Linked DNA regions of Homo sapiens: region 1 is linked to region 2. The links are chromatin loops, found by intact Hi-C in ENCODE. Cell type or tissue: CD4-positive, alpha-beta T cell. All regions are shown on one strand. Each heading gives the region's core, and the rest is flanking DNA. Links, peaks and the distances in the headings are about the cores only.

Region 1 (12,900 bases), core at 1,760-6,759, 450 kb after region 2:
TTGTCAAGTTAGTGTTTTAAAAGATGATTGCTTCTCAGAACGTTTTTGACTAAAGGAACCAAGGAGGCAGGTAGCCAAACCTACAGGCAGCATCGAATAGAGATGGGAATTGCTCAGAGATTGGGTTCCAACTTTTTAAATGTGGTCGTGTTACTTGACAACATGAAAACTTTCATCTCAGCATTTGTAAGCATTTTAGAAATAAGGATGGAATTTTATGGAAAGGGCAGGGGATCCATCAATCAGGCTTTCCGTGTCCTACTCTGTCACTGGCTGTGTGCCTTTAAACCAGTCACTTGACTTTTCTGGGCTTCAGTTTCCTCAACTGAAACATAAAATTTGTATTATATAATTTTTGTGGTCTCCTCAAGTTATAAAAACAGAAAAACAAATTCCTATTCTATGTTCGTTCTCATTTTTCCCGAGGGAAATGGCCATTGAGAAGTTAAAGATCTTGTTTAACATCACCTGATAATTTAGTGAGGCAATACAAATTAAAGACAGATTTGAAAACTCCAGGGCTTCACCACCCTTCTTAAAGCATTAGTCACCCACACCGTTGCTCCAGATCGAACATGGCTGCCTCCTCGCAGTAGTCCTGTGGCCCACCTTAGCACATCTTTGACACAGAGAATCAGTGCCCTTTGAAATGTGCACTTACCTTGTGAGGCTAACTTTGCAGTGAACCATCAAGGTCTCCTTGCCCAGCTCACATTCCCCATGAGAATCTTACTGCAGAGTACAGTGAATCCTTCACAGAGCTCAGTGTCGGGACTGGCAATTTTGGCTGCTAGAAATGAAGTCTGTTTTCCTGAACATTTTCGAGTTATTTACAGATGTGCTGGTAACTTTGCGTAGGTGAAGAGACATGCCTGATCTATGTGGCAGAGCATGGCCCAGCAGCCTGCCGGCCATTTTCTACCCCCGCCTCCCTGTTTCTGTCTCCACTTCACCCTGGATTGTGGTCACTGTTTCCCAAACTGTGTACCCCTAAGGACACCACTTAATGTCTTTGCTTCTCTGTTTCCTCATCCTAAAAATAAAGATGTTGTAATAGGTAGGTAAGCCCTTGCCAGGAATGAGTATTTCATGGTTCTACACCTCATCCCTTCCAGGCTTGAATAAATAAATACAGGTAGGACATAGGTACCATGTGCTCTAGATGGGCACAATTTAAAAATATATGTTAATACCATTACATAGTAAATCTACCCTCCCAAATGGGAAGCCAGCCAGTGGTTAATTTGTGATGAAATCGTACAAAGTTAATATTGTTCACTTATTAACTTGATATGACACTAGACCAGGGATGTTTAAATGAAAGAGGTTCAGTTTGCAGAAGTCACCATGTTCAAGGGGACAGCTGCCCCAAGTGTGCCCTCAGCTGCATATCTGACCCACAGTAGGGTCTGTCCTGCCTCCCTGCTCTGTGAAGCCTGACTTCTCTGTATCAGTCACCAGTACCCCTTCCTAAGGGGTCTGCAAACACTGGGCTGGCACTCATGACATGCCAGGTACCCCTCAAAGACCTTTGCATTTATTACCTCATTTAATCCCCATAATAACCCCATGAGCTAAATCCCATCATTATCCATACTTTTCAGATAATGATCCTGAGATGAAAAGAGGGTGAAGTAGCTGGTGCAGTGGAGGCTGGGCAGAGTGAGGATGAACCCAGGTAGCAGCTCCTGGTCCTCAGACCCTGTTTCCCCAGCATCTTCCCGAGGTGGAGGCACCTCCCACAGCTCGTCTTATGCCCTTGACACAAGGTTAATGTGTGTGCTGTCTTACCTCCACCACCTGCCTAGGAGCTCCTTGGGCAGTGGTCATTGCTGTCCTTTCCAGACCCCACAAACCCCTCAAAAATGGATCAAATGCCCCCAACTCAAATCTGCGCATTTCCCATGGAGTCACGACCACACATCCATCCATGAGCACTGTTGTGATACATCTCCTTCCTCCCATTCCTAAACCCTGTGAGCTGCTAACAGGTTGCGCCTGTATCTTCCATCCTTGGCACAGGTCCTGATGCACAGTAGGTTTCAATCAGTGTCCGCTAAATTGCATTTTTGCCCCCATCCCACGCAGGGCACTTCAACAGGCTGCTAATAAGCTGCTCAGTCCCACTCTGAAGGTTTGTGACTCCCAAGGGAGGGTCCTGGCTCCATGGAGGCAGTAGCAGGCAACATCGTGCGTGGTGATGGTGATGGTGATGATGATGATGGCGGGCCGCATCGGCGCTGTTCCACCCACTTTATGTGTATTGACCCCTTCAATCCTCACACTTAGAGGCAGCAAAGGAGACAGTGGGTAGGGCTTCCCTAGAGCACTAGTAAATGCGAGTTCTCTTCCCTTCTCCCTCCCCATACATGTTTTTGTTTTGTTTGTTTATTTGGTTTTTGCCAAGAAACCAAGGAGTGGCTAAGTTCACACCAGTCACAACTTGGATTCTCGTTCTCTGGGATTTGCTCTGAGAGGCTAAATTCATCCAAGTCACAGAATGTCAGTCGCAGGAACTGTTTTTGCACAGGCGAAAGGCCTCTCTGAGGGTGGCATCCGCCCACCTCTAGAAGTCACAGGAGAACGCTTGACATTTCCCTCCCAGAGACCTACTTGGGCGTTGCACGAAGGCGGTGGTGTGCTGGTCAACCACCATTTACCCTCCTCGAAGAAAAGTGCTGAGATGTAGCATCTGCCCGTTTTTGTGACATAAATACTGCCACCGTGGCCAACTTCAAGCCACCAGCAGCAACATTTTGGAATTTTTAACAGTTGTCCTCACAAGCTGCCGCTGGCCAGCTCCAGCTGCCGCTGCCTGGAGGACTCTCTTTTTGCTCACTAAGAACAAACAGGCAGCACTCCATTCCTCCAGGCTAAGTGGTAACAGCCTTCTTGCCATTTGCCTTGGACTCAAGCCAGTATGCAAAGTGGCAGAATTAAAGTGTGTTAAAGCCCAGGAAAGTTGTGAGCTTCAGCAAATGAAAACACGAGATGTCCAGTTAAATTAGAATTTCAGATAAATGGCAACTCTGTTAGTACAAGTATGTCCCAAATATTGCATGGGATATACTAAAATCATCATCTGCAGTTTATCTGAAATTCTAATTTAACTGGGCAGGTAGGATGGAGCCGGCATTTAGGTCTTGCATTTTGTCTGGAACCCCTAGCTCCTCAGACACATATGAGTGCTCAGAAAATTCTTGCAAACTGATGGTCAGGTTCAGAGTGTGGTGATAACCGGGAGCTAGAGGTGTGTGTCTTCACTATCTACTATTTAAACCTAGAAGAGTCACAGTGACACTTCCTGTGTCAGCTTTCCTAGATTCAGGGACTCTGGAAGCTCAAAAGCACCCAAGGCCCAACACCTTGGACTTACAAATAAGGAAGCCCAGAGAGGTGACTTGCTCAAGATCACTTAGCGTGTGGCAGCACTGAGACTACAATTTCTGATTCATAACCCGGTGGGGATTTTTTTAATCCTATGTAATCTCATTTGAGAATTAGTTTGGTTTCGTGGTTAAGAGCAGACTCTGTGGTCAGAATGCCTCGGTTCTGGCTCTGACATTTACTAGTTATGTGGGCCTTATCTCTTTTGGCCCCAACTTCTTTAAAATGGAGATTAAGTGAGCTAATAGTACATGTAAAGTCCTCAGAACAGTGCATGGCACAAAATGAGCACTCGAGAAATTGATGCTTGCCCTGAAAACAGTTGCCTAGAAAAATCTCTTCCTTGTCTCCCCATAGCCCTTCGCATCTGCATCCACAACACGAGGGTTCTCCTGGGCTCTCGGCCTGGGGTGCTGGAGTACCTGGCTCCACAGTGCCTCCTGCTGCCTGCCTCACTCTCCATGGCAGTCAGTTCCTCTTCCGTCCACCGGGGATCATTCTCACCTAAAGCAGGAATCAGCACCCCTGTCGTCACCTCCCATGGGGCAAGGGTGAAAGGACTCACTGCATTTAAAAGTCAGCACAGAAGAACCCGTTAACAGCACTTTGACCCTATCCCTTATATGAAACCATAATTACACACTGCCCAGCCAGACTGGAAAGTCCTGGAAGGCACTGATGGTACCTTGGGCTTTCTACCCTAAGGAAGGCAGTAGGGATGGTGGAGACAGGACAGGCCTGAGTGGCAGAGATTGGAGACAGCAAGCTCTGGAGTCGGGCTGTCTCGGTTCAGCTCTGGGGTTTGCCACTTACTAGCTGTGTCTCTGGGCCTCACTTTCCTTAAAGTAGCCCTGATCATACCTCACTGTAAAAGGCTTGTTGTGAGGAGTAAACAAGACAGCACACACCGTGCGCTTGGCACTGAAGTCAGGTACTGCCACTTACAGCAGCGGGACCTTGGGCAAATTCATCTCCACGTGCCTTAGTGTCTCCATTTATCAACGGGGGACAGTAATCCCTTCATCACTGGCTGATGGTGAAAATGAGACCAACTTTGAAAAGCTTCTGACACCAAGCAGGTACCCAGGAACCTCTTGCCACAGTGGAGCATCCTTAGCATTTCACACCACTCAGCCAACTTCTGTCAACATTTACTTCCCCCTGGTAACTAGCATGGGAAATGCAATGAAAGCCCGATGAGCTCCCGCAGCAGAAATGAACTTGGAAGTGACCTCTCACTTATTCCTCTCTCACATGCCTGCATCATTCAGCACTTGAGCCTCAAGAGCTTGCCTCTTTTTGTCTGAGAGTTAGAAATGGCCTGGTTTGGGTTGAAGGTTGTTTTTGTTTCATTTTGCTTTATAAACAGAAACACTCCCTGGTTTCTCTTCTGAAAGGCTGAGGAGGAAGCTGAGTCAGGTGGGGTGGGGTGAACATGAAATCGCTCACCCTTCCCTTGCCGTGGGTCTGGCTTACCCAATCACTGCACACTGACTTGCACATCAGCCGCATTCAGTGTCCCACTTTAGGCCCATTTCTCTAATGACTTGAAAAAACAACTGTGTTCTTTTGGAATGCGGCAGGGCATAGTGGAAAGAGCAAGGGCTTTGGGAGTCTAGCCTGGCTTGGAATTCCAGCCCCACCACTTGGTAACTGAGACGAAGATCGGGCAAGTCAGGAAATGGTGGAGCTAGGCTGTCACCCACCAAGTGGTGGTAGCGCCTGTGCTGTGGGATTACAGTAAGGCTTAGTGTTAATGGATGTAAAGCCTGTGGAAAAGCACAATGGAATTGAAGTATCTCGATGACACCACCTTCTCTTCCCTTTCAGAATGATATCCCAGGACCTGGGTTCTACAATGTTATTCACCAGTCACCGGTGTCCAACAGTGTCTCATTGTCCAAGAAAGGAACTTGCATGTTTCCCTCAATGGTGAGAACCACTTCTCTTGAGTAAAGCATTAACTGGTCAGTAATTTCCTTCATTCATTGCATAATTATATATTGGACATCTGGTCCTTTCTCTCCAAAGGCCTATGGTTCTAATTAGGAGAGTAACTGCCTCCTCAAATTTCATGCAAGTAAATTGGACCCTGTGTCTCTAAGTAACTTTTTCCCATCTCTACCCACTGCCAGGGTGGGAAGAGAAGCCAGAGGAATCTTGAGAACTTGATCCTTCCAAACCAATTTTGTTATCACTGAGTGCACTAAGCAAGTATTTTCCTGAGATGTTTAGGCATGCCAGGAAATAGTTACTCTTACACATCTTGGTGTAATATGATTTTTACAATGCTTAATCTAATTGGTTGTCAAACTATTGAGAAATCTGATAGGACTAAAAAGAAAGCCGGCAGTGGGCCTGAAAAGTACTGGCCCCACCCCTTTCCTTCTCTTCGTAAGATATGGGACTTAATTTTTGTTGAGGGCTGTAACAATCAAGTAGCTATATGAATTGCCAATGACCCTGACCAGAGTTGGGCAAAGATAGGCTTCTTAAAAATGTTTATACATTGTCAAGAAAAATAGATACAGCAAAATAGATAAATGGTCAAGAAAAACAGATACAGCAAGGGGAAAGATACAAACTAGGGTAAGGCTACCTGAGGAAGAAAAGTGAAAAGTGGACAGGCACGGTGGCTCATGCCTATAATGCCAGCATTTCGGAAGGCCAATGCGGGAAGATCACTTAAGCCCAGGAGTTCAAGACCAGCTCGGGCAACATAGTGAGACCCCATCTCTACAAAATAATTTAAAAATTAGCCAGGAGTGGTGATGTGTGTCGATAGTCCCAGCTACTCGGGAGGCTGAGGTGGGAGGATCACTTGAGCCCAGGAGGTTGAGGCTGCAGTGAACTATGATTTCACCATCACACTCCAGCCTGGGTGACAGAGGCAGACTCTGTCCAAAAAAAAAAAAAGTGAAAAGAAAGCAAGCCCAGACTCTAACATTAAATTAACAAACATATGCCATCTTGTCCCTTTAAAAGTTATAATAATTTCTTGCACAGATGTATTATGATGCCTGACATTGGAATTGATTTTTTTTTTTAACCACACAAAGGGACCATTTAAGACACACTAAATGTAGCTACATCTTATTGGAATTCGAATTTGGCAGAATCGGATACTCAAGGAACAGACCAGCTTTGGAGTTAACTCCCCATTACCGAAGAAGCTGAGTTTGTACATGGCCTCAGTAGGTCCACAGAACAGCCATGCCTCTACCTATTTTTCTGCCACCAGCTCTGCTAGGAAAGAAGCTCAAAAGAAGTGCCGTCTCATGAAGTCCTGGTGTAGAAGACAAGACTTCAGACCTGATCCTGCCTCAGCTGTGGATTCTTGACGTGACCTCAAGCACGTCACCCTTCTGTGTCCCAGTTGCCTCATGAAAGTGGAGACTCCCTGGAGGCACTGGGCAAATTAACGTTGCAATGAGTGAAATGCTCTTTGAAACAGCAAAGCATTATAAACATGCTAAATATTATGATTGTTACCACCTGAGTCACAAACAATACTTCCTGCAACACCTAGGTTTTCTCTCCGAGAACTTCTTTGCTAAATAATGGCACTGCCCATTCCTTCTTGGTGCCAACAAAGAGACTGAATCAGAGGACACGATTGGTTGTCTACAAGGCTTTGCGTGCGGTAACTTTCCAAATGAAAAGCCTGACTATCTGGAGGAGAAGGGGCCCAAGGCAAGAGCTGAGTGTTACAGAACCTAGCCACGCCTTTCAGGCCTTTAAAAAATTCAGAACCAAACCCTAAAGAAGGCAGACTTTGAGCTGCTCAGGCTTCCCCCTCTCCTCCCTTTCACAAATATGGGAATTTGTATTTATAGTTATGTTACACTCAGGTATAAGCACTTAAGGTCCTGTACCTGGGGATGGGTGCCTGAAGTGGTCGATGGCGATCTATTAGGAGATCTCTGCGTTTTACCTCATTCCCGTGTGAACTGGATGAGAATTTCATATCCCCCACCCCACCGCCTCTTTCAGTAACTTTCACCTTTAGCACCTCCTCCGCTTCTGCATCCCAAGACTTAGAGGGAATTAAAAGTAGCTCTCATCAGAGAAAGATCAGAATGACCAGTAGGAATGTGATTATGGGTGAGGCTGACCAAAAAACTCTGTGGGTCTATAAATTTTAGAAACTTCCTCATGACTGTTGAAACAACTACACCCAACCTTTTGAGAGACCTGTCATCTCTCTAAGTCTGAATGATATAAAGAGCTTTATTAGTATATTCCAAATCTTTGCTCCAGAATCTTCCACAGGACTGACTAGGAGAAGTGTATGAGGCAGGTGGGTGGAGAGTTTGATGGCCTCTCTGTATTTGCATGCTGGCAGGAGTGGCTCTAGAAAAGTTAGTAGGTGCTGGAGAGAAGTTCATAAATGCCGGCATTTGGCCAGATTGGAGGCCACAGGCCTGGCAAGTAAACCAAGGGGTGTGTAGTGTTGGTGAGTGAGTGTTACTGTAGCCACATTCTGAGACTAATTCTATTACGATACTTTATAAAACATTGCCTCTACTGGGACTTTTTTGGGAAGAAGTTTTTTCATTTTCAAAATGTAAGTTGTAGGTGTTCTAAACCAAAAAAGAGTCTATGATTGAATGGGCTTGCTGTTATCCCAGAGCCATGTCGCTCAACCCTTTCCCCTTTAGAATGGGCTCTCTGATCCATGTCATGTAGTGGAGGCTGACTGCTTGGGTAGGAATGCTGGTCCTCCGCCTGAATTAGCTGGGGAAGTTCAGCTTCCTCATCTGTAAAGTAGAGATAATCATAAGATCCACTGCTCAGGGTTGTCCTGAGGATTCAACACAAAAACCCACCAAAGGTATTGGTTAACTCTTGGCCAGAATGAAAAAGATGAAGCACGTTCAAAGCTGGGGTGACCTTACTTCTAGGAGCATCAGCAAATCCTTACACACTGCATGTAGCCACTTCTTATTAGAATTCGAGTTTGGCAGAGTTGGATACTCAAGGAACAGATCAGCGTTGGAGTTAACTTCCCATTACTGAAGAGGCTGGGGTTGAGCTGGGGCTTGAACCCAGGTTAGGCTCTGAACAACTTAGGCTCTGGACAAGAACACTCCCGCTTCTGGTGCTACACCCCCCCAAATGCTAGTGGGGGTCCATAAACCAGACGCTGAGGACCGTCACCACCAAGCACAGAGTGAAGTAGGGGGGCCCTAATGCCTTCCTTTTGGCTCACCCACTTTCTGTGTTTGTGTAGTTATTGATTCCTATCAAGTGAGAAAATCCAGGGCAATGTTCTCAAGCTTTTGACCATTAAATAGTGGGAAATTTTTTGTTTTATCAGACTCCAATACTTGCCATGCTATCTTAGGGGAAAGTGATGTTATCACTGAGTTTCTGTGACTTTTGTCCCTGTTCTTTTGACAAACATTGATTCTGTTTGTTTTTTAACTGAAGATAATTTATCGTGGCTTCCTGAAAGGGTGGGATTGGTTCTGTTAAACCGTGAAAATACTGTAGGATTTGATGAAAACAGTAATTTGGTGGAGGGTAGGAGGCACAGATGGACAACAAGCCCCCTGGAGCTTTGTTTGAAGCAAACTCGTTGCTTAGGCAGTTCAGATCATTTAACCTTAGAAACAAGATGTGAGATTTTACTCAGAAGAAAAGCCTAGGCTGAGAAGAGCATCTAAAGCTTCCTATCACATAAATTACCCAACAGCTGATGAGTCAAGGGTAAGTGGCCTGGAACAGGATTGGGTGGAAATGCATTTATGGCAAAATCATTTTTGCCAAGTCCCAAACAGAAGATGAATAATTTGAGTTAGTTTACAGAAGCGAGTACAGGTCTGAACTTGCGTTTTCCAAGGGAAGATCCTCAAAGCCTGAGGTCAGTTTATCATTGTTACTGCCAGAGTTTCGCCTTTTATAAAATGCATTTAGACCTTGTGCTGGTCACCATCTTTTTGACATCTGTCCTTCAGATCCACAATATTATGTGACAATGCTGATTCCTTTGGTTGTCTCCTTACAGTGCGCCCGATTGGACACCATCATTTCTAAATACCCTGCAGCGAATGCATACACTATCCCATCGGATTTTATTTCCAAGAGAGACTTTAGTAATTCGTGTTCCAGCATGTTCCAGTTGCCAAGCTTTATGAAAGCTCTCAAGTTTGAAACTCCTGCACCAAACTATTACAATGTAAGAACTCTGCCTATGCTTGCTAAATACAGATCGAATTAATGGTTTACTAAAATAAAAGGAAGAGGGGATCTTGGGGACATCGTATTTTAATGCAGTTGTCAAGCCAGTTAGCATTTGTTGACTACCCAATGGGTGCCTAAGGCTGTACAAGACTCTTACAGGGAATTTGCAGACCCCAGAGATCAGGATGGGCAACATGGAGGCCAGTATCAAGCTGTGGGGAGGCCACTGCCCTGAGAAACACATATTCTAATTACTCTTGTCCTGTAACCTTTCTGGGACGTAGTTTTCTCATCTGTAACAATGGGTGTATTATTTACCACTTTGTCTGCAGCCACTAATGATTTACTTTTTAGGTTCTTCTAGGGAAAATAAACTTTCATATCAGAAAATAGGTGTTTTAACAGTCGTGCCCTGCTGTGCCAATTATGATCGCTTTGTATTCACTGACGCAGAATGGCATGGATGGTTAAGAGATGGACTCAGGAAGGTTTGGTTTAGCTCTCATCTGTTGCCACTTTCTAACTGTGCGGCCTTCGGCAAGTCCCTTAACCTTTCCAGGGCTTAGTTTACTGATCTGTAAAATGGTGATGTATGTTCACCTCATCGTGTTAATGCAAATATTAAATGAGATAATGTATGCTTCATGCCCAGGACAGCACCAGTCACACAAGGACCACACAATACATGGAGATTGGTAGGGCTGTCTTTGTTAGTACATGAAGGGTATTTACTTACCCTTAAATACAAGCAAGTAAGTAAGTCACAGCCCCCACTGTACAATGGAATCAATTCTACTTGCCCTACAGGGTTACCATAAGGCAACGAACGTGAAAGCACTCTGAAGTGCGCAAGATATGAATTGTACTTAAGACATTAATGTTATGCCATTTTCCAAACTATTTTGGTTTTATACATTTATTATACCATTTCCTTTTTTCCTTCATAATATTGATAATTAATAATTATTTTTCTGACTACAAAAATCCTGCCCACCTTCTATGATGGATTCAAGCTTTTTTTTGAGACGGAGTCTTGCTCTGTTGCCCAGGCTGGAGAGCAGTGGTGCAATCTGCAGGCTCCACCTCCTGGGTTCACACCATTCTCCTGCCTCAGCCTCCCAAGTTGCTGGGACTACAGGCACCCGCCACCACACCCGGCTAATTTTTTGTATTTTTAGTAGAGATGGGGTTTCACTGGGTTAGCCAGGATGGTCTCAATCTCCTGATCTCGTGATCCACCTGCCTCGGCCTCCCAAAGTGCTGGGATTACAGGCGGGAGCCACCGTGCCCGGCCTCATTTAAGATTTTCTAGTAGCCACATCTAAAAAGAAAAAGGGACAGATGAAGTTAATTTGAGTAATATAGTTTACCCAACAGATCCAAAATATTATCATTTCAACACTAATCAATATAAAAGTTATGAATTTTATATTTGAGGAAGACTATTTTCCTTGTAGTGAGTCTTTAAAATCCAGTATGTGTTTTATTCTTCCAGCACATTTTAATTTGGGCCAGCCACGTTTCCAGGGCCAATAGCCACATGCAACCTGTGGCTACTATACTGGGCAGTCCAACTCCAGGCAGTCTTCCCTCGGCATAATCAGAGCCTGAAAATGATGAGGAGGAGGAGGAGGAGGATGAAGCACTTCTCATGTACTAAGTGCTGGTCTAAGAGTTATGTATTAATCATATTTAATACTCACAAGTGAATCCATAAAGTGGATTATCTTGTTCCCAGTATAAAGAAGAGAAAGCTAAGGCTCAGAGAGGTGAAGGGACTTGCACAGTTACCCAGCTTGAAGGCATCATTTGCACTTCAGTGGGCACCAGTGGATGGCTGGGGTGGAAAGCTGGGGAATGATCAAAGTCACCTCATTCCAGCCCTGACAGGCTTCCCTCTGTGGATCCTGTTGCTCCTCTGTGCCAGGCTGGTGATACAGCTTAGATTCCAGTGGGGAATTCAGAAAAGAACAGGTAAACAAACAAAATAATTACAAACTGTGGTCAACTTTGAGGGACAGCTGGAGCTTGAGGGAGAATATGTGGGAGATATGGAGGTTGGCAGTACCAAGTCAGCCTTCTCTGACTTGGTGGTCAGAGAAGGCTCCGAGACTGAGACCCAAGGATTGAGGAAGAGCCAGGGTTGGAGAAAGAGCATGTGCCAAGGTCCTGGTATAGCAAGGAGCCCAGCCCACGAGGACCTTCAGGAAGGTTGAGTGGCTAGTGTAGGATGAGCAAGAGGAGAAGGGAGAAGGGGGCACCAGACAGACACCGGCCAATTCACACAGGGCCCTGAAGATCCCAGGAGGAAGTTCACATTTTGTTCTCTGGGTCCTAGGAAGCCCATGAGTGGGGCTGGAGGTATGGGGTGGTGTGATCTGATGCTTTTTTTTTAGATGGAGTCTTGCTCTGTCGCCCAGGCTGGAGTGCAGTGGCACGATCTTGGCTCACTGCAACCTCCGCCTCCCCAATTCAAGTAATTCTCCTGCCTCAGCTGGGATTACAGGCACATGCCACCATGCCCAACTAATTTTTGTATTTTTTTTTTTTTAGTAGAGATGGGGTTTCACCATGTTGGCCAGGCTTGTCTCAAACTCCTGACCTCGTAATCCATCCACCTCGGCCTCCCAAAGTGCTGGGATTACAGGCATGAGCCACAGCTTCCAGCCAATCTGACATATTTTTTAAAAAGTTCCTTCCAGCTGCTGTGTGGTGAATGGACTGCAGTGTGGGTTGGAGAGTGGGTTCTGGAAAACCAGCGAGGAGATTATTATGCTAACAGGAGAGATGGCAAGGTGTGATACAAGAAAGTGATCAGAAAGGGGCTTAGCCATTGCCCCTTTGTCAGTCCCAAGTGGGAACCAGGCTACTTGGGAGAAAAACACAGGCACCGACTGTCTGTGCGGATGCCCCTCTCTGCAGCCTCCCGGTTGTAGCTGAAGGATGCTGCCGTCAGTGTTTCATGCACCATTCTCCCCGAATCACTGTCTACTCCTTCACCCGGCTTCCTGTCTCCAATGCCCAGCACAGGTCCTGGGATGCAGTAAGCATCCAATCAATGTTTATGACATCAAAGGAATAACTTTCCAGTAGTATGCAGCTGTTAATCTAGAAAGGACCTCTTCCCAAGATAGAATTGTGTCCTTCTGCCAATAGATACATTTAGGCGCATGTTTTTTGTTCATTATTGTCTTAATATGACCCTGAAAATAATACACGCTCATCATAAAATATATTCAAGCCCTGTAGAAACCCATTAATTAGAAAGTGGAAGTCCCTTATAATTCTACTTCCCAAGGGAAACCACTGCATCAAAAACCAGGTGCA
Region 2 (16,239 bases), core at 6,638-11,637:
ATATAATAAATGCTCAATACTTTTTGCCTTCAATAGAGAAAGCAAGGTGTGATCACAGAACAGAATTTGATAACATAAGTCAGTGTGGCAAACTCCAATTCAAAGTCACGCATTATATCTTTGAATTTGTATGCAGTCACAGAAAAAAAAATATTCATCTTTCTTATATTCCTCAATTTTAAGACATAATTTTCCATTTAACTAACTCTAGGGTGCTTCAACTATTGCCTAAACAGCATTGAGTTAAACAACTAGTCATATAAAATCAGAAATGTTTTGAGCACAAAGGAAATGCCACTTTAGTAAATACAATACAAGGTAATGGCAATGCGACATCAACCCCTACAGACCTACCTTGACAATATGCAGTTTGGGCAGCAGGTTGCAATCAGCTAATGTCATTTCATTGCCATCCAGAAATTTACGTGTAGAAAACTTTATGTCCTCCATACTATTTTCATCAATTTCATCAGGGAGAGGAGAATTCAGATATTCATCCAGTTTCTGCAGGGTTTTCAGGAGACCCCTCTCCAGTGCTTGGGGGGGAAAAAAAGAGATGAGAATACTGTAAGAAGGAAAACCACTCAAGTCCCCAAGGAGAAGCAGACTCTTTGAGTCAATAACTGTTTAAAAATGTTTACTCTGAAACAAGGTACTGTAGAACAAAACAGACAAGGCTCCTGCTCTCCTAGAGCTCAATTAGGTGGGGCAGGGGATGAAACAAGTTTGTTCAGGTAAAAGTATAAATAAGCATAATAATGTCAGGCAGTGGTATTTGTAAAAACTTGCTAACAAATGGCCGGGCGCGGTGGCTCACGCCTGTAATCCCAGCACTTTGGGAGGCCGAGGCAGGCAGATCACGAGGTCAGGAGATCGAGACCATCCTGGCTAACACGGTGAAACCTCGTCTCTACTAAAAATACAAAAAATTAGCCGGGCGTGGTGGCGGGCGCCTGTAGTCCCAGCTACTCGGGAGGCTGAGGCAGGAGAATGGCGTGAACCCGGGAGGCCGAGCTTGCAGTGAGCCGAGATAGCACCACTGCACTCCAGCCTGGGCGAAAGAGCGAGACTCTGTCTCAAAAAAAACTTGCTAACAACTAAATGTCCCACACATGAACACAAATGGTCCAACACATTTGACATTTAAACTGGAAAAATGGATGAGAAAAGGCAAGCATATTAATTCAAATCTAGGGATTAAAAAAATCTTAGAGGCAGATTTTTGCCCTCATTTTTAATTCCTGCTCCCCCAGGAATATTTTGATTTATCAGTAAGAAATGTGTTAAGAAATACCAATTCAAACAATCCAAACAGAAAACCTGAGATTTTCAAAACTGTCTTATAATTCACAGGAAGCCAAGAATAGCACTATCTTATACAAAAAACACAAAGGTCAGATTAAGGAGTTCAATTTACAATACTGAACTGGGAGCCTCTTTAACCAAATAGATTAAGATGCTCTGATTGTCATGATTCAGATTGTCATGATTCTGATTGTCATGATTCAGAAGAAAGGATAATAGAAGATCTGTCTGTTGTTATTCCATATTTTGATGGCATTCATTAAAGTGGGACAGAGCACCACTGTATATCTGGAAAGTCAAGGTTAGTGGCCCTCAGCAGAAAGGGGGTAGGAATGTCATTAAAAATATGGAATAACAACAGACAGATCTTCTATTATCCTTTCTTATCCTTTCCTTCCAAAGCCACCTTCCCCCTCACTCTCAGAATAGATGAACTTACACAGATGATTGTGGTAACTGGCCATAAAAGAAAGTTAAATATCATGAGGTGGCAAACCATGTAGTTTTAAGTCTGAATTCAGTTGTGTCCTTTAAGGAAAAAGGTAAAGGCCTGCATCTTAGATATTTTACCAGCAATGTACATATGTCCTAACCCCAAACCTCTTCTTCCAAATTGCAGCCACCCACTCAGCCCTTGGTCCCTTCATGGTAGTCCAGGTAATAGATGGTAGTCTTAGTTAGGTAAGGGGCTATAGGCATAAAAAGGAATGAACGGATTTTAGGAAATAAAAACTAACAGAGTTCAGAAACCAAAGTGAATATGGAGAAAGGGGGGAAGATGTATTCAACAAAATATAATTGAGCCCCTCCTACATGCCAAGTCTTATTCTAAGGATTGTTAAATTCACTGTTGAATAAAACCTAATACATTCCTATCCTCAGAGAGTTTAGATCTTGGGGACAGAGGGTAGTATAGAGAAGCTGGTCAACAAACTAAAGACTCCCAGGGTGAATGCTGGTGTCATTTACTGAGCCATTTACCTTCCCAAGGAGAAACCGATTTAGGGGCTACGGAGATGAGTTCATGCTGAGTTTGAGGTGCCTGTAAGACATGTGAGTAGAGATGTCCAATAGACAGACAAATATGGTTTCAAGTGTCACGCACTGAGCTGGAGCAACGTGTTTAGAAGTTATGAGAACATAAATGAACACCGAAACCATGGAGTAAAGGAGAAGCAGAGGGCCTAGAGAAAGCCCTAAGGAACATCATTTAAAGGATAGGTAGGAGGAATAGTCTGCGGAGAAGACCGGGTTTCACCATGTTAGCCAGGCTAATCTCGAACTCCTGACCTCAAGTGATCCGCCTGCCTGGTCCTCCCAAAGTGCTGGGATTGCAGGTGTGAGTCACTGCAACCGGCCAGATTTCTGAATTTTTAAACAATCTTCCATTCCTGAGAAACCCAACTTGGTTGTACTACCTTTTGTTATGTTGCTGGATTTGGTATATTTTATTTCAGACTTTTGCATCTATATTAAAGAAAGATTGGCTTGAAATTGTCCTTTCTTTTGATGTTCTTGTATGGTTCTGGTATCAAGGCTCCCTGCCCTCAAAAAGCAAGGTAGAAAGCATTCCCTCTTTTCTGTTCCCTGGAAAGGTATATGAAAGTATAACCTTACTTCTTCCTCAAATGCTTGGAAGAGTTCAACAGTGAAGCCATCTGGATCTGGAGTTTTCTTTTTAATTATAAGAAATTTAAATGATATAAGAATATTCACATTTTTAATTCCTCCTTGTGTCAATTTTGTTACACTGTACTTTCTGTAAATTTCTCCAATAGTTTCAAAATTATAAGCATAAATTTTTTCATAATATCCTCCAAAAATCATTTTAATGTAAGATCTGTAGCAATCCTCCTTTTTATTTCCAATATTGGTTTTTGCTGTCTTCTCTCACTTTTCTTGATTTTTCTTTTCAAGGATTTATCCATTTTTTTTATTTGTTAGACTTTGCAAAGAACCAGCTTTTAGCTTCCTTGTTCAATGTCATGTTTGTTTTCTACTTCCTTATATTCTGCTCTTTAGTATTTCTAAACTTTTACTTCACCAATATTTAGCTCTCTTCTTTTCTAATATAGGCTTTTGGAACTAAAAAATTCCCTCTAAGCACAGTTTTAGCCATATCTCACAAATGTAGACATTCTGTATTTTCATCACTTTATTCTTTTTCAATCTGTGGATTATTTAGAAATATACTAATTAATTTTCAAACATGTAGAAACTTTCTAGCTGTAGCTTTTGTTTTTTTCATTTTTGAGACAAGGTTTCACTCCTATCACCCAGGCTGGGGTGCAATGGCACGATCTCGGCTCACTGCAACCTCGAACTCCTGGGCTCATGCGATCCTCCCACCTCAGCCTCCTGAGTAGCTGGGACTATAGGCACATGCCACTGCACCTGTCAAATTTTTGTATTTTTTGTAGACAGAGGGTTTAGCTATGTTGCCAAAGTTGGTCTTGAACTACTGAGCTCAAGTGATCTGCCCACCTCAGCCTCCCTAAGTGCTGGGATTACAGGCATGAGCCACTGTGCCCCGTTCTAGCTGTACTTTTGTTATTGATATCTATCATATTTTCTTTGATTGAGAAACATTCCTCGTTTTCAATTTTTTTGGAAAAATTTTTAGCTTTGTTTTATGGCCCAGCTTTACCATCAATTTTGTTCCATGTGCATTTGAAAAACAAAAGTATATTCTGAAGTACAGTGAGATATGTATATACATATATGAGATTAAATTTGTTCACTGTATTGTTCAATTTTATCTTCTCATTTTTTTCCTTTTGCGGTTGATTCTAACAGTTACTAAGGGGGTAAGTTAAGATCCCCCACTATGACTGTGGATTGATCTGTCTCTTTTAGTTCTGTCAGTTTGGCTTATATTTTCAGGTTAGTTATTTGGTAAGATAAGTTTAGAATTATTTTATCTTCCTGATTAACCTTTTTAAATCAGTCTGGAACACGCTTCATTATCTCATAATGCTTCTTTCCTTAAAGTCTACTTCATCCAATGTCAGTGTGGCTTTGTCAACTTTCTTTAGGTTAGTATTTATACTATTTCATTTTTAGCTCTCCTGGATCCACATTTCATGTATGTATTTGTGTGTTTCATAGATAGACAGATAGATACAGTCTTGTACATAAGCAACATTGTTTTTAATCCAGTTGGTAAACTTTGTTTTTTCATTTGGAATATTTAAATAATGTATATTCAATGTCATTACTAAAAACTCTGGTTCAAATCTGCTATATACTTCTTATTTGTCCACCTGTTCTGTGTTCTTTTCTTCTCTCCTACCTTCCTATGGATTACATTTTTAAAAATTATTCCTCTATTTCCACCTCTATTAGCTTAATATACATCCTTTTCTAGTCTTTGTTTCCTTGACTCATTAAAGTTTAATTATAACTGTTGCCACTTCCAGGATAATGCAAAGACCTTAGAACCCCATTAACCTCCTTTCTGTCCTATATGCTATTATTGTTATGTATTTAATTCTACATTTTTAAAATTTATTTATTTATTTATTTATAGACAGATTCTCACACTCTGTCGCCCAGGCTGGAGTGCAGTGGTGCAATCTCAGCTCGCTGCAACCTCCGCCTCCCAGTTTCAAGTGACTCTCCTGCCTCAGCCTCCCGAGTAGCTGGGATTATAGGCGTGAGCAACCACGCCTGGCTGATTTTTGTATTTTTAGTAGAGATGGGGTTATGCCATGTTGGTCAGGCTGGTCTCGAACTCCTGGCTTCAAGCGATCCACCTGCCTTGGCCTCCCCAAGTGCTGGGATTACAGGCGTGAGCCACCGCACCTGACCCGGTAATATTTTTTACTTAGGAAAATATCAAACAAATTAGAATGTGTTACCTACCTAAGTGATAAGTGGCAAGGTCAAAGATCTACCCATTTTATTATTAAAGGATCATGCTAGCCATAGCCAATGATCAAGTTAGCTTATTTCTTAGATGAAACATAACCAGCAGAGGGCACTGGAACCCAGTAAAATAAAGTTGAGACATTAGCAGAGCTCAACTACAGAAGTGACAAGAGAAACAAGCCACTTAAAAATAAAAAATCAATATAAAACGTTACTGCTCGCCCTCTCCCGTCTCCCTCTCCCTCTCCCGTCTCCCTCTCCCGTCTCCCTCTCCCTCTCCCGTCTCCCTCTCCCTCTCCCTCTCCCGTCTCCCTCTCCCGTCTCCCTCTCCCTCTCCCGTCTCCCTCTCCCGTCTCCCTCTCCCTCTCCCGTCTCCCTCTCCCTCTCCCGTCTCCCTCTCCCTCTCCCGTCTCCCTCTCCCTCTCATGCCGAGCCAAAGCTGGACGGTACTGCTGCCATCTCGGCTCACTGCAACCTCCCTGCCTGATTCTCCTGCCTCAGCCTGCCGAGTGCCTGCGATTGCAGGCGCGCGCCGCCACGCCTGACTGGTTTTCGTTTTTTTTTGGTGGAGATGGGGTTTCGCTGTGTTGGCCGGGCTGGTCTCCAGCTCCTAACCGCGAGTGATCCGCCAGCCTCGGCCTCCCGAGGTGCCGGGATTGCAGATGGAGTCTCGTTCACTCAGTGCTCAATGGTGCCCAGGCTGGAGTGCAGTGGCGTGATCTCGGCTCGCTACAACCACCTCCCAGCCGCCTGCCTTGGCCTCCCAAAGAGCCGAGATTGCAGCCTCTGCCCGGCCGCCACCCCGTCTGGGAAGTGAGGAGCGTCTCTGCTTGGCCACCCATCGTCTGGGATGTGAGGAGCCCCTCTGCCTGGCTGCCCAGTGTGGAAAGTGAGGAGCGTCTCTGCCCGGCCGCCATCCCATCTAGGAAGCGAGAAGCGCCTCTTCCCCGCCGCCATCCCATCTAGGAAGTGAGGAGCGTCTCTGCCCGGCCGCCCATCGTCTGAGATGTGGGGAGCACCTCTGCCCCACCGCCCTGTCTGGGATGTGAGGAGCGCCTCTGCTGGGCCGCAACCCTGTCTGGGAGGTGAGGAGTGTCTCTGCCCGGCCGCTCCGTCTGAGAAGTGAGGAAACCCTCTGCCTGGCAACCGCCCCGTCTGAGAAGTGAGGAGCCCCTCCGTCTGGCAACCACCCCGTCTGGGAAGTGAGGAGCGTCTCCGCCCGGCAGCCACCCCGTCCGGGAGGGAGGTGGGGGGGGTCAGCCCCCTGCCCGGCCAGCCGCCCCGTCCGGGAGGTGAGGGGCTCCTCTGCCCGGCCGCCCCTACTGGGAAGTGAGGAGCCCCTCTGCCCGGCCAGCCGCCCCGTCCGGGAGGGAGGCGGGGGGGGGGGGGGGGGGTCGGCCAGCCGCCCCGGCCGGGAGGTGAGGGGCTCCTCTGCCCGGCCGCCCCTACTGGGAAGTGAGGAGCCCCTCTGCCCGGCCAGTCGCCCCGTCCAGGAGGGAGGTGGGGGGGTCAACCCCCCGCCCGGCCAGCCGCCCAGTCCGGGAGGGAGGTGGGGGGTCAGCCCCCCGCCTGGCCAGCCGCCCCGTCCGGGAGGTGAGGGGCGCCTCTGCCCGGCCGCCCCTACTGGGAAGTGAGGAGCCCCTCTGCCCGGCCAGCCGCCCCGCCCAGGAGGGAGGTGGGGGGGTCAGCCCCCCGCCTGGCCAGCCGCCCCATCCGGGAGGGAGGTGGGGGGGTCAGCCCCCCGCCCGGCCAGCCGCCCCGTCCGGGAGGGGGGAGGGGGGGTCAGCCCCCTGCCCGGCCAGCCGCCCCGTCCGGGAGGGAGGTGGGGGGGTCAGCCCCCTGCCCGGCCAGCCGCCCCGTCCGGGAGGGAGGTGGGGGGATCAGCCCCCTGCCTGGCCAGCCGCCCCGTCCGGGAGGTGAGGGGCGCCTCTGCCCGGCCGCCCCTACTGGGAAGTGAGGACCCCTCTGCCCAGCCAGCCGCCCCGTCCGGGAGGGAGGTGGGGGGGGTCAGCCCCCCGCCCGGCCAGCCGCCCCGTCCGGGAGGGAGGTGGGGGGATCAGCCCCCTGCCTGGCCAGCCGCCCCGTCCGGGAGGTGAGGGGCGCCTCTGCCCGGCCGCCCCTACTGGGAAGTGAGGACCCCTCTGCCCGGCCAGCCGCCCCGTCCGGGAGGGAGGTGGGGGGAACAGCCCCCCGCCCGGCCAGCCGCCCTATCCAGGAGGTGAGGGGCGCCTCTGCCCGGCCGCCCCTACTGGGAAGTGAGGAGCCCCTCTGCCTGGCCAGCCGCCCCGTCCGGGAGGGCGGTGGGGGGGTCAGCCCCCCGCCCGGCCAGCCGCCCCATCTGGGAGGTGAGGGGCACTTCTGCCGGGCCGCCCCTACTGGGAAGTGAGGAGCCCCTCTGCCCGGCCACGACCCCGTCTGGGAGGTGTGCCCAGCGGCTCATTGGGGATGGGCCATGATGACAATGGCGGTTTTGTGGAATAGAAAGGCGGGAAGGGTGGGGAAAAAATTGAGAAATCGGATGGTTGCTGGGTCTGTGTGGATAGAAGTAGACATGGGAGACTTTTCATTTTGTTCTGTACTAAGAAAAATTCTTCTGCCTTGGGATCCTGTTGATCTGTGACCTTATCCCCAACCCTGTGCTCTCTGAGACATGTGCTGTGTCCACTCAGGGTTAAATGGATTAAGGGCGGTGCAAGATGTGCTTTGTTAAACAGATGCTTGAAGGCAGCATGCTCGTTAAGAGTCATCACCACTCCCTAATCTTAAGTACCCAGGGACACAAACACTGCGGAAGGCAGCAGGGTCCTCTGCCTAGGAAAACCAGAGACCTTTGTTCACTTGTTTATCTGCTGACCTTCCCTCCACTATTGTCCTATGACCCTGCCAAATCCCCCTCTGCGAGAAACACCCAAGAATGATCAATAAAAATAAAAAATAAAAAAAATAAAAAATAAAAAAATAAAAAATAAAACGTTACTGCTCAAAAGAAAAAAAAAATAAAAAATAAAAAAAATAAAAAATCAAAAACATAAAATAATAAACATAAATTTTTATTAATTATATTCAGGCCAGCAATAATGCATATAGTTAGCTGAAATGTAAAGTTTATAAATTAACAGGAGAATACAATGTGAGAAACAGCTAGGTCAGTAAGAATTCCAGGAAACGATGAAACACTTTCTATGGGTATATTTAAGAGGAAAAAAGAGAAAAGGAGAGAGCAGAATCTCAAGGTTGTAAAACAAGAGTTAATATGCTTCTTATTAAAGGCAGTGAATGCATGGCCGGGCATGGTGCTTCACACCTGTCATCTCAGTACTTTGGCAAGCCAAGGCAGGTAGATCACCTGAGGTCAGCAGTTCAAGACCAGCCTGGCCAACATGATGAGACCTCGTATCTACTAAAAATACAAAACTTAGCCAGGCATGGTGGTGCACGCCTGTAGTCCCAGCTACGCAGGAGGCTGAGGTAGGAGAATCACTTGAACCCGGGAGGTGGAGGTTGCAGTGAGCCGAGATCGTGCCACTGCACTCCAGCCTGGGTGACAGAGCAAGACTCTTAAACAAAACAAACAAAAAACCAAAAAAATAAAAGTAGTGAATGCAGAACAAGAACATATTAGAGTACAAGGACTTGTTCTTTGATCAGATTACAATGAATGGAATCAGTCTGTGGGGAAGATAATGTTGCCTGAATTCAAACATTGAATTATTGTCTCAAATGCTATTTGAGTGTTTTGACAAGTTTTTGAGCAAATGTTTAACCTTAGACCTGCTCTAAATTAATGTTTTTCCTGAATTATATATATAAAAATCAAATATCCTAAATTTACAAGGTTTATAACATAGTATTCGTCAGTGCAAGACACAGTGGTTCACGCCTGTAATCTCAGCACTTTGGGAGGCCAAGCTGGGTGGATTGCTTGAGTCCAGGAGGTCAAGACCAGCCTGGGCAATGTGGTGAGACCTTGTCTCATTTAAATAAATTTTTTTCAAAAGAAAATTAAGAGTCTAGCATAACATTACAATGACTGTTTTCTCTATAATTTTGTACTTAGCAAAGCACTTCTGATGAAGTCGAATTGCTATACCTGACTACGGTGTTAGTAATTTTTCATAGTTAAGAATGTCATAACAAGGGTATATTAATGAAAACAAAGAATGATGAATTAGTTTGATACAATTATATGTATCAACATAAGGTATGGCCAATAAAACAAACACAAACAGAAATATCAAAAAGTACTAAACAGCATCATTCAATAAACACAATACAGTTTTCAAGACCAATCATCACAAAGGAGTATGTAAATATAAAGAAAATGTCAAAATTAACCACTAGAAGGCAGTAGCAAGCCATCACAAAGTAGCTCCCTGTCTTATAGCTAATAAGTAGCACTATTATTCTCCAATACCCCGATGTAGTAATGCTGGTATCCCTAAGAAGCTATTTCATAAAGCTCTCAAAAAATTTTTAAGTGCAACAGAGCAACAAAATCAGTTTAAAAGTAATTATGAAAGTCAAAACACCCTTTCTTGTCTAAGAGAACACAGCAAAATTACAAAGATTAACACACACCAGGGTCCTAAGTGTAGGGTAATGAATACTTTCATGTTTGTGGGAATATAAACTGGTATAGACTTTTGGAGAACAATTTAGCAAAATAGAGCAAAATTTAAAATGCACAAACTTTTTGAACTATTTGGAATCTAGCTCAAGGACATTCACCAGCAGCATTGTTTATTATAGTGAAGAAAAAAAAAAAACTTGAGACAATCTAGATGTCTATCAACATGGAAATGGTTAAATGAAAATCCATATTATAAAATACAAAGCAGAATTTCTAAAAATTGAGGTAGATCTATATTTTGATATAGAAGCATTTCTACCATATAAGTGAAAAGTATAACTGCATAATGTATGCACATAATACGTACTTACAGAAATGTTTGCAAAATTACATAGAAAAAAGAACACTAAATTGTTGAAGAGGTCATGTAATGTGATTAAAGAGGGGCAATTAAGTTTTATTAAATTTATTTCTATACTATTTTAACTTTTTCAACAATCATGTATTCTCTGTTATTTGTATGATTTGAATGAGTAAAATTCAAGGCAGAAAACATTAAATGTAATAAGAGCACTTCGGTTATTGAAAAACAAGATAATTTACAATGACTAAAACAAAGACTAAAAATTGTAAGCACTGACATGGATAAAACCATATTTTCAAGCTACCTACCGCAGTCTTAATAAAGGGTAACCTTATACAAACAAGTTTTAAGGCTAAGTTACACATCAGTGGAAAATAGAAAGAGGTAATGGGTATTTAAAGATAATTCAATATACAATGCAGGCTTACTGCTACAATAATGCACAACCATCCTCTGACTTCCAACACTTTTCCAGAGAGAAAGGCAGGAGTAGTGGGGAGAGGAGAAAGGAGAGGATCCTGAATAAAAAGGAACTAATCAGAACCTCTAGATTCCTTGCCTCCATCTAAATATAGGAATTTGGACATCATGAAATATGCCTCAGAGTACATTCAACAATGCTAAGTTCACATCTCTTTTATGAGTATTATAAATATCAATGACTGAGTATTATAAATATCAATGACTAGTCACAGTTGGGACCTTAGCAAATTACATAAATTAATGCCATCACAGAACTTAAAAAAAGTAGGAGATCTGGGGACAGGTCATACTTAATACATCCCCACAAAAGAAATTACCCATGAGCTTCTCTTTGACTGCCTAAATGGTTACATAAACTTTTACTCCCAATCAACTTGAACGTGTTATCAAAAGAATTATATATGTGTTATCTATCTATCATCAGTGTCTCTCCCTTTATTCTTCACATTTTACTTGTTTACTTTGTACCCCAACCTAACCACTAGCCCTTCTATTTCAGTTTCATTAGCCCAAAACTGTAGCATTCAGGCATTGAATCCCTTACTTAGAATTAAGTCCTAAAAGGTCTTAAAATTGTCCAAACATATTGGATTTTGAAAATATTTAATAGGTGGTAAAACTAATCAGACTTGTCTACTCTGATTTACCATGTAAAACGACAAATTCATCTCTGTGTAAATTGTCAGCATCTGGGTGGGGGTTGGGGGAAATAAAAAGGAGAATCACTAATTTCCTAGGACTACTAAAGGCATTTGATTGCACTAAATGGATCTGAGGCCTGCGGCAAACATACATAAGGAGGGCCCATTAAGCTCCAAAGTGATTTGAAATATTGTTTTCTAAAGTGTCATGGCCTCAACAGGTCCCTGTGGAGAGAAGTTGCTTGGCAACTGGAACTTTTATTTACCAGCAGGTAATTTAATATAAAGCCTTCTAGATTATGTACCATGTATTATATTATGTTGTTTGTTCTTATTGGTTACAGCATTCTGAGGACAGGAAGAGTAGGTGGCTACTTAAGATAATAACAAATTGATAGGGAAAAAATAGAATACAAAGTTATACTTAAATGAGTCACTTTCTAACCTTTTTATTCCCGCCCCACCCCCACCCCGCCCCATCCTCATCCCTCAAAGGGGAAGCAAACACATTTTATTCCTTTCTCCTCCCCACTAAGTGTCAGAAGAAATTTAACCACCCTCCAACTCCCAAAAAACCACATGGAAAAATAAAAACATAACTGTAACTAAGATTGTTCAAAGAAGTATGCAGCAGGGGCATCTAAGTATAAAAGGGTAGTTTTATGAAAAGAACAGTTAGCTCGCATGAAGCGCAGAACAGAAAAGACACTGTCTGTGGAAAGGAGGGGCTCCAACATAACCACTTGCTTAATGTATAAATTGCTTAGACAGAAACATTAGTCAGGAAAAAAAAAAGCCAATTACTAAAGAAAATTGCTTCCAAACCATGGCAGCTACTGGAATACATTATTAACAGATACAAGCCAGACCTGAGCACTAACATTTTTCCCTTTTTTCCCTTCACTGTAGAAAAACATTTCATGTAGTTAAGTATTATTCCAAAAATCAAGAGCAAAAGACATTGGAATCCAATACTAAATTTTAAAATTGCAGCATTTTATAATAATAGTACTGAAATAACATAAGGAAATTAGCAAGTATTTCACTTTTTAAAAAGATATTCATTCTTGTTTAACCAGCACTGATATTTTCCCCTTTGGTATTCTTGTTCATTTGCTGACATAAACTTCTTCTCAAAAGAATCCCACTCAAGCTAGGAAACTATCTGGAACTATGATAAATATTTTTAGAAGCTAGCATTTTTGGTTATTGGGTTACTTTCAAATAAACACTAATGTGTGCTACACAGTTTTCCCCAGAGAGAACTCTGCTTAACATCCCGAAGAGAAAAGGAAATTACTAAATGCTGTAGTTAAGACAAGGTTCACTGAATGGAACCTCTTCCAAAGAGACCTCCCTACACTATACATTCATTTGGTGAATAAAATAATAAAAATAGTGTCCTTTAATAAATAAAAGAAAATTGCATCTGTACTACCTAAACAACTCTTACCGCGAAAACATGACTTGAAAATGAAATTCCAGCTTGAAGATGCAGAGAAATTTGGAAGGATAGTATGTCTAATTACCCTCTTAAAGCAACTCCAAACATTGCTCAAGGGTAATTAGCAAAAACAACAACAACAAAAACAAAACAAAGCAAAAAAAAAAAAAAAAAAACCTCAGACTGACTCTAGGCTGCAGGCACTCAACAATAAACATTTAGTTACAGTTTAAATTAAGCTCAACCAATCTATGCTAAACCACCACAACCACACAATCCACTGTTTCTGATGCACCATTAATTCTTTGCCTAGCTCCCTTCACAGTAACTTCTCAAAATAAGATGAAATAAACTTCATTCAAGAAGCATTTTATCACACACTTACTATATACTGTGCTACTAGCTAGAAACATGGAAAAATAGCAACATAGGGACTTATTCCAGTTTATTGTCCAATTTCTGACCAACTCTGAAAGACAGTTTTTATTACTTATGGGAATGGCTGGACTCTAAAGTACTCATTTATAATCACTGTCATAATAACAGCCTGTTGTTGTTTGGGGTTTTTTGTTGCAATGTTAATTCAAGTTTTTGTTTTTTACCTTCATTAGCCTCTGGCCTTGAATTCTTGATATATGCAGAGAATTTGGCAAAGATGTCCATTCCAGCAGTATTTGATTCTGGGTGTTTTGGTGAAAGCTTTAAGTACCTAAATAGAAAAAGTGATATGGATTATAGATCCTTCAAAGATGAATTAGCATAAGTTCTCTCAAACCACCATGCTAGCAGTTACTAGACGTCTTTTAATAGTTATTACTATAAGAAATACCATCATTTGTTTTCTATGGTATTTTTAAAAACTGTTTTTTCCTTACGAGACAAAGCTCTGCACTATGTTTTTGTTCACATATTAATATTCTTGGCAACCACAGGGCATGTGCACTCCACCTCCATCTGATAAATTAGAATGCTGGGGAAACAGTTGACTTGTTCAGAGATTTCTGCCAGGCCAATGGGAGTCTTGGAATGAGATTGCTAGAGCAGTGCTGTCCAAGAGAACTTTCTGTGATGATGGAAATGTTCTCTATCTTCATTGTCCAGTACAGTAGCCACTAGTGCCATGTACCTATTTGAATATGAATTTAAATTAATCACAAACAAAATTAAAAATTCACTTCCTCAGTTGCACTAGTCACATTTCAAGTGCTCAGTAGTCACCAGACAGCACAGCTCACGCGCCTTCTCAAACAGCAGTGCCAACCAGATCCTTAGTATGTCCTGCACTAAACCAGCCAGAGAACCCCAACGGCAGGAAAAGCGCCTAGGCTGGTCAAGCATCATGATCACCCATAGCAGGTTAAGGACAAAAACAAAAGGAGGCGGATCAATCGCTTGAAACCTACACCTGGGATTTCCCAAAACCTCCCTTATATTACACATTCCCTAGAATATTTATGAGGGTAGCACCGAACAACAACAAAATGAGATGTCAGAAAGCACACTGACAAGTGTTCTATTGTGTTGTCAAATTTTTCTACTTTTAGAACAGATGTAATACACCAGCTTTCTAAAACACACACAAAAATGTATATTTCACTGTTTAGATTTAAAACACACATACTCTGTGTATATTTCTTCTTCAAACTGGAAAATATATGAAAAAGCTCAATTATTCATCTTCCCTTTAGGAGGACTCATGTCAGCCCCAGGAGTCAGGGCTAGAAGAATTCAGATTCTTAGCCCCATTTTAGGGAAGATTAATCAGCTTGAAGGTCCTGCAAAACGTCACTAGAAAATGGACTTGGGAGCAATAAGACTTTAGAAAAAACCTTACAGTGTACTAATTATTTCAACTCATTTATTTGAAGACATTGTCTTGCCAGCTTTCTTTAAAAACGAAGGGGAAGTAGTTTTCAAAATTCAGTTCAGTTGCAAGTTGTGTTTCAGCTTTTATATTCATGTATCTTCTGTTTACTATTTTGAATTCAGGAAGAGATATATCTTCTAAATATTGGGCAGAGTACTATATTGGTAAGGAAGATATAAAATATCTATGGAACACCTATATGCTCAAGACATCTTTTTTAATAAGTGTACCTAGTCTCTAGATAGCTCTCATTTTTTAAGCTTAAAGATTTATCTTATAAACACAATTATTTACATAAAGAGTTTTTCTGTAAAAATTACAGTGAGTTTCACCTGAATTTAGATATCTATATCTATCTAGCCATACATTAACCACACATCGCCAACTATAGGGCCCTTTACCCTCTCCATTTTCTTTGTTTCTGCCTGGGCTGAAACAGTTAATCACAGATCCACCATCCCTGGATTTTCCTTGACTATACAAACAAGCCTCCAGTTTAAATGTTTGTACTGCTTGTGATACAGGACCATCATTGACTCATTTCAAACAAAAAATAGCGCAGTGAACATAATGCCTTTTCAATACATCTATGTCTTCCTATAGCCAAGTTTCCCAAATTCTCCTTTTCCGCAACCACTATTTAGCTGTACCTAATTGTACTAATGAAGTAAGCCTCATAGTTCTTAAAATAATTTTCGGGAAGGCAGGCTTGAATTACAGATCATTTATATATTCATCATTCATACATACAGTGTAATTCTTGTAATATGCCCTGTTGTCCCTCTGAGATGTATTACTAATTTTGTACTTTTGTGTGTGTGTGTGTGTGTGTGTGTGTGTGTGTGTGTGTGTGTGACAGGGTCTCCCTCTGTCACCCAGGGTGGAGTGTAGTGGCAGGATCTTGCTCACTGCAGCCTCAACCTCCTGGGCTCAAGCGATCCTCCCACCTCAGCCTCCTGAGTAGCTGGGACTACAGGCATGTGCCACCACACTTGGCTAGCTTTTTGTATTTTTTTGTAGAGACGAGGTTTCCCCATGTTGCCCAGGCTAGTGTTGAACTCCTGGGCTCAAGTGATCCTCCTGCCTCAGCCTCCCAAAGTGCTGGGATTACAGGCCTGAGCCACTGCACCCAGCCTGTACTATTAATTTAATGCACAGAATAGTATAGCTATAAGAGAATGTTCACCTCAGATCTCTCATTTTACCTAAAAGGAAATTATGTTCCAGAAAGCTTACACACTTGGCCCCCAAATCACTCAGCTAATTAAAAGTATTGACAAACGAGACCAAGCACAGTGGCTCATGCCTGTAATCCCAGCACTTTGGGATGCCAAGGTGGGCGGATCAATTGAGGTCAGGAGTTCGAGACTAGCCTGGCCAACATGGCAAAACTCTGTCTCCACTAAAAATACAAAAATCAGCCAGGCATGGTAGCGGGTGCCTGTAATCCCAGCTTCTCAGGAGTCTGAGGCAGGAGAATTGCTTGAGACCAGGAAGCAGAGGTTGCAGTGAGCAGAGATCATGCCACTGCACTCAGCCCGGGTGACAGAGCGAGACTGCGTCTCAAAAAAAAAAAGTATTGACAAACTAAAACTGAAATCTCCTGTCCCCAGGTCTAGTGTTTTTGTTTGTTTGTTTGTTTCTATTACAGATTAGATTATCTCTAAAAGATAAATCAAATTCTAAACCAGTAGG

Evidence for each region. A loop is a pair of places that touch in the nucleus more often than their neighbours do. Peaks named below come from ENCODE experiments on the same cell type or tissue, not always from the same donor. Only the 100,000 strongest peaks of a DNase experiment are listed, where the experiment ranks them.
Region 1: a loop joins it to region 2, with 5 times the contacts of the local background. A loop is called at or near these places in 10 of 110 quality-filtered maps.

The regions. Positions count from the first base shown.
Region 1 is chr1:24,376,321-24,389,220 of GRCh38, reverse strand. STPG1 (sperm tail PG-rich repeat containing 1) reads left to right here. Exons shown (of 9, transcript NM_001199013.2): 4 at 5,218-5,319; 5 at 9,398-9,568. Among named protein-coding and RNA genes, the nearest start is that of STPG1, 31 kb to the left of the region's middle. RefSeq lists a silencer at 1,219-1,445 and an enhancer at 4,652-4,701. In CD4-positive, alpha-beta T cell, for the core only: a CTCF peak has its summit at 3,853 (motif pointing left); DNase peaks (open chromatin) are centred at 3,440, 3,850 and 4,810.
Region 2 is chr1:24,824,157-24,840,395 of GRCh38, reverse strand. CLIC4 (chloride intracellular channel 4) reads right to left here. Exons shown (of 6, transcript NM_013943.3): 4 at 13,280-13,386; 5 at 355-536. Among named protein-coding and RNA genes, the nearest start is that of CLIC4, 87 kb to the right of the region's middle. In CD4-positive, alpha-beta T cell, for the core only: CTCF peaks have their summits at 9,312 and 9,512 (motif pointing right); a DNase peak (open chromatin) is centred at 9,525.